Linked DNA regions of Homo sapiens: region 2 is linked to region 1. Evidence: read pairs that join two places in POLR2A ChIA-PET (ENCODE). Cell type or tissue: GM12878. All regions are shown on one strand. Each heading gives the region's core, and the rest is flanking DNA. Links, peaks and the distances in the headings are about the cores only. Region 1 overlaps ENTPD1 (ectonucleoside triphosphate diphosphohydrolase 1). Region 2 has its middle 16 kb from the start of BLNK.

Evidence for each region. ChIA-PET counts read pairs that join two places held together with the same protein. Peaks named below come from ENCODE experiments on the same cell type or tissue, not always from the same donor. Only the 100,000 strongest peaks of a DNase experiment are listed, where the experiment ranks them.
Region 2: POLR2A ChIA-PET joins it to region 1 with 7 read pairs; 2 of 35 experiments call an interaction of 5 or more read pairs at or near these places.

What each region holds. Positions count from the first base shown.
Region 1 is chr10:95,829,882-95,834,278 of GRCh38, reverse strand. The region is part of intron 2 of ENTPD1 (ectonucleoside triphosphate diphosphohydrolase 1); the gene reads right to left. The region is part of intron 4 of ENTPD1-AS1 (ENTPD1 antisense RNA 1); the gene reads left to right. Among named protein-coding and RNA genes, the nearest start is that of CC2D2B, 76 kb to the left of the region's middle. RefSeq lists enhancers at 1,359-1,598, 2,764-2,823. In GM12878, for the core only: no CTCF peak of the experiment used is centred there; a DNase peak (open chromatin) is centred at 1,888; H3K4me3 peaks cover 665 bases; H3K27ac peaks cover 4,000 bases.
Region 2 is chr10:96,285,284-96,289,680 of GRCh38, reverse strand. No RefSeq gene overlaps it. Among named protein-coding and RNA genes, the nearest start is that of BLNK, 16 kb to the right of the region's middle. RefSeq lists enhancers at 1,305-1,474, 1,985-2,204. In GM12878, for the core only: no CTCF peak of the experiment used is centred there; DNase peaks (open chromatin) are centred at 1,220 and 1,780; H3K4me3 peaks cover 2,075 bases; H3K27ac peaks cover 3,289 bases.

The DNA.
Region 1 (4,397 bases), core at 290-4,289:
TACATGAGGGCAGGTCTACTTTGTTTACCACAGTATATACAGCATCCACGATGGTATATCCTACTATACATTAGGCACAGAGAAAGAATTCAACAGATCATTATTGAATCAAATGGATAAATGAGGGGGTTGGAACTGGATGGTTCCTAAATTCCTTCCAGCCCTAAAAGAGGTTAATATTCATTGTCTAATATAAAGTAGTACCACTGGAGTTGTCCTACACCATCCCCAAAAAGCTCATAAGACAGATGCTGTGGTTTGACTGTTTTCCCCTCCAAAACTCATGTGTTGAAAACTTCATCACCAATGCATCAGCATCAGGAGGTGAGCCCTAGTGGGAGGTATTTAGGTATTCAAGTACTCTGCCCTCTTAAATGGATTAATGCCACAATTAAATGGGGTTTGGGGAGTGAGTTTGCTATCTCCTACTCTTTTGCCATTGTGAGGAACAGCATTCCTCCCTCCAGAGGATGCAGAGTTCAAGGCATCATCTTGGAAGCAGAGACCAGGCCCTTACCAGACACCAAGCCTGCCAGCACCTTGATCTTGGGCTTCTTGGCCTCCAGAACTGTGAGAAAAGTAATTTCTGTTCTTTATATTATAAATTACCAAGTTTGTCACATTCTGTTACAGCCACACAAAACAGACTAAGACATCTGGTAACACAGGCAAGTATGATCATTAACTTTTCATGGTCCCTTCAGACACAGTGTGTCTTCAAAAACTTTCTTAAAAGTTCCTGTAGCTTTAATGGTAACTTCAGCAGCCTCATCAGTCTGTCTCAGTGAGCTTGGGTTTATAAACAAAGCTTATAATTTTGAGTAAGACTCTAGTACTCTATAAACAAACCAGATTAGCTACAGAGATGCTAGTAGGGCCTATAAACATTTAGAGACCATTTTCTTCCTTTCCTTTTTCTTTAATTAGAGTTACTAGATCTTTAATACAAACCACAGTTCTGTTATTGTCTTATTTTTTAATTGCTGTAAAACACACATAACATAAAAGTTACCATTGTAACCATTTTTAAGTGCAGTTTTGTGGTATTAAGGATATTCACATTGTTGTGCAACACCATCTATCTGCAGATGTTGTTTTCTAAAACACACATTAAAATCCAATAGAGTAAAAATAATACAGATATTTTCCAAGAGTATTCGAGGTTGGAAATCAGAGCAAATCTTTCCAAAGTCTCCATAAAAAGATAAAATCACAAATGCTTATCTAAGAACAGCACTTTTGTTCATTTTGAAAAAGCAGATGCATGAGGAAAGGTCATTACCCTTTAACAGAAGCTGGAAATCCTGCAGAGTACTGGTTCAGTGACCATAATACACTAATAGCTAAGGGCCTTCCATAGGACATATCTTCATTAAAGCAGGTAGTCTCCATTGAGGACCTCTGATGTGCTCATCGCTCTGACAATTAAGTCACTTGTATTATTCCATTTAATTCTCACAACCATATTCTAAGTAGGTACTGTTACTATCTTGATTTTACATATAAGGGGAGGCATAGAGAGAATTTCTTGCCCAAAGTCTCGGCTAGAAAGTAGCATATCTGGGATTAAAATCAAAGTGGTCTGGTCCCTGAGCCTGCATTCACAGAAGAGGCAGCGTTTAATGAAGGCTAGTTGTTTGGCATTGGGTCAGTCTGGTGCTTGTGTGACAGAGACTCAGTGTGTGCCAAAATGTGGAATGTTTGTGCTAAAAGAATATCTGACAACCACTAACTGCCAGTGTTCAGTTACGAGTAGACAAGGAAGTGGGGAACCAAGCAGACGTCAAAGCTACCGCCCCACCTAGGTCCACCAGAACAAAGGTACTTTCCCAGGGGGAGTCTTGGGTACAGCTAATGACTCTTCAGTTCATTAAGGCTATTTTTTTTTAAGTTCTCATTGTGTCTCACAGGCAGTGGTTCACAGACTTCAGTGGCATGAGAACACCCCAGGATGCCTGCTAACACATGTAGCTTCTGAGGCCCTGCACTCTGGAGGTTCAAACTGAGAAGGCTCTGAGGGTAAGAGTGGGGAACTAGGATCTCTAGAGAACTCTGAGGCAGAGGTCTGCTTCCCTCACTGACACTGCCTGGCTACCAGGTTGGTCCTGGGTTCTTCACATACAAGGAGGGAACGGTTTTATCTGTTCAAGGTGCTTTCTCTATTCAGAGTCAGCAAACTTCTCTGGAGCAACTACCCAAATCAGATGTTGTGCTGGCTGTAATTTAACATTTATTTTATGATTATTTGATTAATGATTATCTCCCTCATTATACTATAAGTTCAAAACAAGGGTATAATAAATTTGCCCATCTTGCTCACTAATATATGCCAGGGCCTACAATAGAGTTGATATTCAATGGCTATTTGTTAAATGAATGAATGGAGTCAATGAATAAATAAAATGCAAACAAAGACAAATGAAATCCATTCCCTGTCCTCAATGTGCTTATAACCTTTTAGGTAGCTGGGCAAGTAAACATTTCAGAACAATAAAGAGTTCTTGCTGTGTTATGCCACATGTGGCCCAGGCATGAGGGCACTATCTCCCCAGCAGGGCTGAACCCAAACTAGGTCAGGCAGGAAGATGACAAGACTGGATCATCAGCATGGGTGGGCTGACCTGAAATGGGCTAGACAAGGGCAAGTCAGATGGGGAACAGTGGGAATAAAATAAAGATAACTGTCAATTTGTCACTAAGGCAGGTAAGCTGCAAAAATGATAAGACATGAGTTATCAATCACTGAGTGTCTGCAGTGGGCCAGGCCTTCTGCTCTGGACTCATATTTGCATGTACTTTATCCCACTGAATTCTCACAGTAATCTTACAAGAGAAGAAGCATCAGTTCCATCATACAAGTGGAGAAACTAAGGCTTAGAGAGGTTAACTCCTGTGACCCTAAGAGCACAGCGAAGATTCAAACCCAAGGCAATGTGAGTCCATGGCCCATGTTGTGTTGTACTCTAGGCAGGCAGAATAATGATCCCTGCAAGAGGACAGGGATGACAAATCAGAGGAAGTGAGTACAGGACAGCTGAAAGTCTTTCCATGTATGAAGTTGCACCAACAGAGGCTTGTGGCCACCACCCTCTTTAAACAGAAGCATTCGGAGTTTTCTCTCAGCATTAACCGTCCCAAGGTACCTGTTCCATCTTAATCTTAAAAGGTCCTCAAAGGAATTTTGTCACAAAGATCTGGTCAACCCAAGTGTCTTTCACATTATCCCCTCCCCTTACCCCACAGACAATGCCTTAATTCTGGCCTCGCCTGCCTTGCCTAGACCATGGCAGGAGCATGCTAACTGGTCTCTCCTCTAATCTGCTCTCCAGCCAAAAGGAATCTTGGGAACACAAATCTGGGCATCACTTCCTTGTATGAAACCCTTCAAAGCAGTGGTCTTCAATCAAAACTACTCATTAGAATCACATGGAAGATTTTAGAACGTATCAGTCCCTGGGCTTTTTTTTCTTTTTTTTGAGACAGAGTCTCGCTCTGTTGCCCAGGCTGGAGTACAGTGGCGTGATCTCAGCTCACTGCAACCTCTGCCTCCTGGGTTCAAGCAATTCTCCTGCCTCAGCCTCCCGAGTAGCTGGGATTACAGGTACCTGACAACATGCCCAGCTAATTTTTGTATTTTTAGTAGAGACAGTTCACCATGTTGGCCAGGCTGGTGTCGAACTCCTGACCTCAAGTGATCTGCCGGCCTCAGCCTCCCAAAATGCTGGGATTACAGGAGTGAGCCACCACGCCCGGTGATCTACAATATTTTGAACCATTTTTATTTAACTGTAACCTCCAAAGATGATTTAATTGACCTGAGATGGGGCCCAGCCATATTTTTGAAAAGCTCCTCAGGTGCTTCTAACATGGATCCAAGCTTGAACACCACTGCAGTTTAATGGATGAGATGCCCACTTTTAAGCCAAAAATACTAAGCTCAGACTTGGACCTCCTCTTCCACCTCTCCTTCCTGCCCCCATATTCAACAATCTAACCATACTGAGCTGCTGATTCCCCAGGGATTGCATATGATTTCAAGCTGTCACTCTTCAACACATGATATAATCTTTGTCTGGAACATGTCCTATCCCACTTTCTAGAAAACTCCTTACCATTTGTCTTAGTCCATTCTCTGTTGCTATCACTGAATACTTGATACTGGGTAATTTATTTAAAAAATAAATGTATTTCTTACAGTTCTAGAAGCTATGAAGTCCAAGGTCAAGAGGCAACATCTCAGGAGGGCCTTCTTGCTGGTGGGGACTCTCTGCAGAGTCCCGAGGTGGCACAGGGCATCACATGGCAAAGGGGGCATACTGAGAGCCAAACTAGCTTTTAATACAGACCTACTCTAATAATAACTAACCCACCCTGTGATAACTCAATCCATTTATCCA
Region 2 (4,397 bases), core at 93-4,092, 460 kb before region 1:
CTGCGCTGGAGCCCTCCACACGCAGTATTACAAATGCTCCCAGCCCTGAGGGAAAGGTGGCTCTAAAATTCCTTTTCTGTCGAGCACATTTTGCGTATGCTTATTAAGTTTTAAAAATTTGGAAACAAGTTACCCAAAACATCCCACTCATCAGTTGGTCCTGGTGCTGTAACGAATTACAACAATATTTTCTCTCTGTCAATGATGGTAAGTGAATTCTCAAGAAGTATACTGGAAACCAGCACAGGATACTTTGGCCTTTTTGATGGGGGTCACGTGATTTAATTTTCATGGTGAATTTTGGTTAATTCTATACTAGTCTAGAGAATTGTACGTGTGTCCGTGTGTGTGTGCTCTCATGAATAAAAACCCACCCACAGAGCCCGCTCCATGGACCTGGACCTGTGCAGTCACAGAGGGCCCTACATTCAGAAGACTCTCACCTTGTCTCACAATTTGAAGAAGGGGACTCACATCTTCATTTTGCACTGGATCTCACAACATACATAGCCAGTCCTGCTCTCCATGAAATATTGGACTTTGTTCAAAAACACAAGCAAGTTTTTATGTTTTAATTTAATTTAATTAATTAATTTATTTAGAGATGAAGTTTCGCTGTGGAGTGCAGTGGCCTGATCTCGGCTCACTGCAACCTCTGCCTCCTGGGTTCAAGTGATTCTCCTGCCTCAGCCTCCCGAGTAGCTGGGATTACAGGCGCCTGCCACCAGGCCCGGCTTATTTTTTGTATTTTTAGTAAAGATGTGGTTTCATCATGTTGGCCAGGCTGGTCTCGAACTCCCAACCTCAGGTGATCCACCCACCTCGGCCTCCCAAAGTGCTGGGATTACAGGCGTGAGCCACCATGCCTGGCCACAAGCAAGTTTTAAAAAATTTGATAGTTATCAGTATTATTAAAATACCTACCATTCAGGGATATAGAAAAATCATATACCAATGCATACAGGGAAAAATGCTTCATCATGCCAGTATACACAAACATCATGAATCTTGAAAGAACAGCAGTAAAGAAATGGTTTTGTTTTGAAAGGATAAAAAAAACTATAGTTAATTTTTTTTGTTTGGGAGTATTAATTCTCACTATATCATATCCTGCTGTTAGAGGAAGTGAGAGAGAAACGAAAAGACTGAGAACAGAAGATCAGTCAAGGGTATAGAAAAGAAACAGAGAGGAATCAAGGAGTGGGAGATTGAAATGAATCAAGCACTAAGCCCTGTCGTCTTCTTTTGATGCAAAAAAGCAATTTGCATGGTCACTCCTTCTGATGGGGTCACCCTGATACTGATTTATCGGGGACACAGTTTATGTACTATCTTCACAGCATGCTTTTAAAATTTTTGTTCATCTGGGCTTGCTTTGAAAGAGACTAGAAACCTCATCGTGGAGATCTCTTTGGGTCGCTGGACTCAAAGTAAAACCAAGCTGTGCAGGAGGTTTTGATCTTTGAACTTTCCCTATGGTTGCAGGCTTGCCTTAATCTGTAATAATAAAGTTTTAAAAATAAGTTAACCTCTTTTCTTATATGGTGCAAATATATCTTTCTCCACTAAAGTTTCAGTGTTGCTTTTCTTTTGTGGCCCCTGCCATTTCTTTCACCTTTTCTTTTAAACAGATACATGTTCACTAAAAAAAAACGACTCTGTTGCTTTAAGAAGAAAAAAGTTACACTCGGTCAGTCTGAAAATGCAACACCTGGCGCCCATATTTAGAAATGTTAAAACACACACACATACATACACACACACATTAGCCTTTGGCACTGAACTGTGCAAAACATTACAGGAAGCTCATTGCTTAAGGGCAGTTGAGTTTAATCATTTATTTGTAAGTCAGTTGTTTGGTACTTAAAAGCACTTTTTCCCATAGAAGCAAAGCTATAAATGGTGTTTTGGTCCCCAGGCTCAAAAGACTGTTGGAGAAACGTCTGCCCTGGAGATGAAAATAGAAAATGATTCTGTGCTGATACAGTAATTGAGCCAAAAAGAAAAGCTAACAAAGCAAGGAATGGTTGGCCTTGAATGCTTATACTGGAAGAGGAATGGATTTCACCTGATGTTGTGGTGGAGGCAGCTGGGGATTTCCAAGGTGCCTGTGGGTCCTTCCAATGGCCCAGGCTCTTTGCGTGTTCAGTTTAAAGCCTGGGCATGTTCTTCATCCTCCACACCAGTCTGCATTCAGCAGTGCTTTTGTGTCGCTCCCATGTTTGGGTTCTATTTTGGCTCAGAATGGTAAAGAGAGTGAGAGAGGAAGGGAAATCTTTCTAGGGTGTCTAGGGTGTTGGAAAAAGGGTGGAGTAAAGGAACCCAGGTGACCTTGTGGTACCTTAGCTCTCTGTGTTCCTTTGGAATGGAACATCTTCTCTGTGCTCCTCTAGCCACACAGGAAACCTATTTGGATGTAAAGGTCCAGCTCACGTATGTCCTCTTCTCTGGGAGTCTGTCCCTAATTTTCTGAACTTCCCCAGTGCAGCTTTTCCATATGTCTGTGAAAGCACACTTTACATCATTTGGTTATTATTTATTTGTATATGTCTCCTCCATTTGACTAGGAACCCCTCAAAAGGAAGAAATAAATTCATTTTTTAAAAAATCTCAGGAACCTACACAACCTATAAATGCATGCTCCATTCATCTAAGTTGGAGCCAAGCTGTGAGCATTAAAAAAAAACAGGCCTGAGGGAGAAGACAGCGGGGACATCATCCCACCAAAAAGAGAGGTTGGGGGTTATGGGGAAGAGATCTGCACCAGAACCTGCCCATCTCACCCCATTTACCAGAGCTTCATTGGTCCAGAACCACATGCCTCTTATCAATGAGGAATGAAAGAAGGAGCCCTTGAGACCATGTGTAAGCTACTGCTTGACAACTATGGTGGATATACTTTGACGTTTCCCCAGCAGCCATTTTTCCCTTCTTCCAGTGACATCTCCTGATAGTCATGGAGTGATCACCCTATATATATAGGCTTGGGTGTGTACTAACCTAGCTCTAGGATGGAGGATAGGGTATTACTTTCCCTCTGGCTTTGGTGTTTGGCTCAGAGATGGAAAGACAGACAAAATATCCAATCAGGGTGAATCTCATTACTTTTGAGGGTGCCATCTTTATCCTGCTGTACTTGAACCTGAGGGGCTGTGAGTCCGGGGCAGCTGGAATGGTGGTGGTGAATATTTAACAACTGGCTCTCGAAAAACAACTCTGATTTGTAGCATTTGCCAATTCGTGTGGTGGAAACACTTCCGTCATGCTGATTTCAAGCTCTAACATAATGTTGCTGACCATCATAGTATTTCCATTGTAGACGTAAGTACAATAGATGAAACTCACCTCAAGAGCATAGAAAATATAAAATGTAAAATAGGAAGACATGAATTTTGAGTATTTATAACATTTTAAAAATATAATTTATTGAATTATAATCTTATATAATTTATTTTTTTCAAATAATGGCTGTGTTAACAATAGATTCACAAACTTTCTGAAAATTTAACAATTTTCTCTGAATAGTTGATATGAGCTAGATCCAGCAGCACACTGAGCCAGAGCCAGCTGGCCACCTTTAAGGAATAAATTAGCTACGACTCACACAGAGTGAAAAAAAATGGTCCTAGCCATAGTGTTTGGTTCCTAAACTCTGCAGCCTGCTCAGATGCAGCACATTTGGATATACCAACAATTTCCTTTTTTTAAATCCAGCCTGAGTTGGGCTGTTACTTGCAGTTAAAAGAGTCCTAAATGAAACACAAATATTTTTTATATGTTTGACATTTGTAAGTAAAACTACCATCTTACAGTATATAGCAGGTTTGATGCAGGACAGGCAAGCCCTCAAATTGGGGCTTAGCCTGGGAGCCTTCTTGGCGTCACCTAGGAAAGAATTCAAGGGTGAGCCAGTGGTGTTAAACTGCAACTTTTATTGAAGCAGCGGTGTACAGCAGCAGCAGAGGTTCTACGCCATAGGCAGTGTGCCCAGAGCATCAGCTCAGAGATAGTGCAGCATTCATATTTATGCCCACTTTTAGGCGTGGTTTATGCAGAAATTTCTAGGATGAGGATGGTAACTTCCAGGTTGTCGGGTCATTGCCATGGAAAGGGGCAGTAACCTTTGAGTGTTGCCATGGCAACTGTAAACTGACACAGCACACTGTTGGGCGTGCCTTAGCGGGAGGTGCTTCTGCCACGCACCTGTTTTAGCTAGTCCCTCAATTTGGTCTGGTGTCAGAGCACCGCCTCCAGAGTCCAGTCCCACTTCCTACCCCAGGTTGAATGATAGTCCTCCAAAAGATAAGTCTACTGCCTAACACTTAGAACCTGTGAATGTGACATTTTTTGGAAAGCGAGTATTTGCAGATTTGATTATATTAAGGATGCCAATTTGA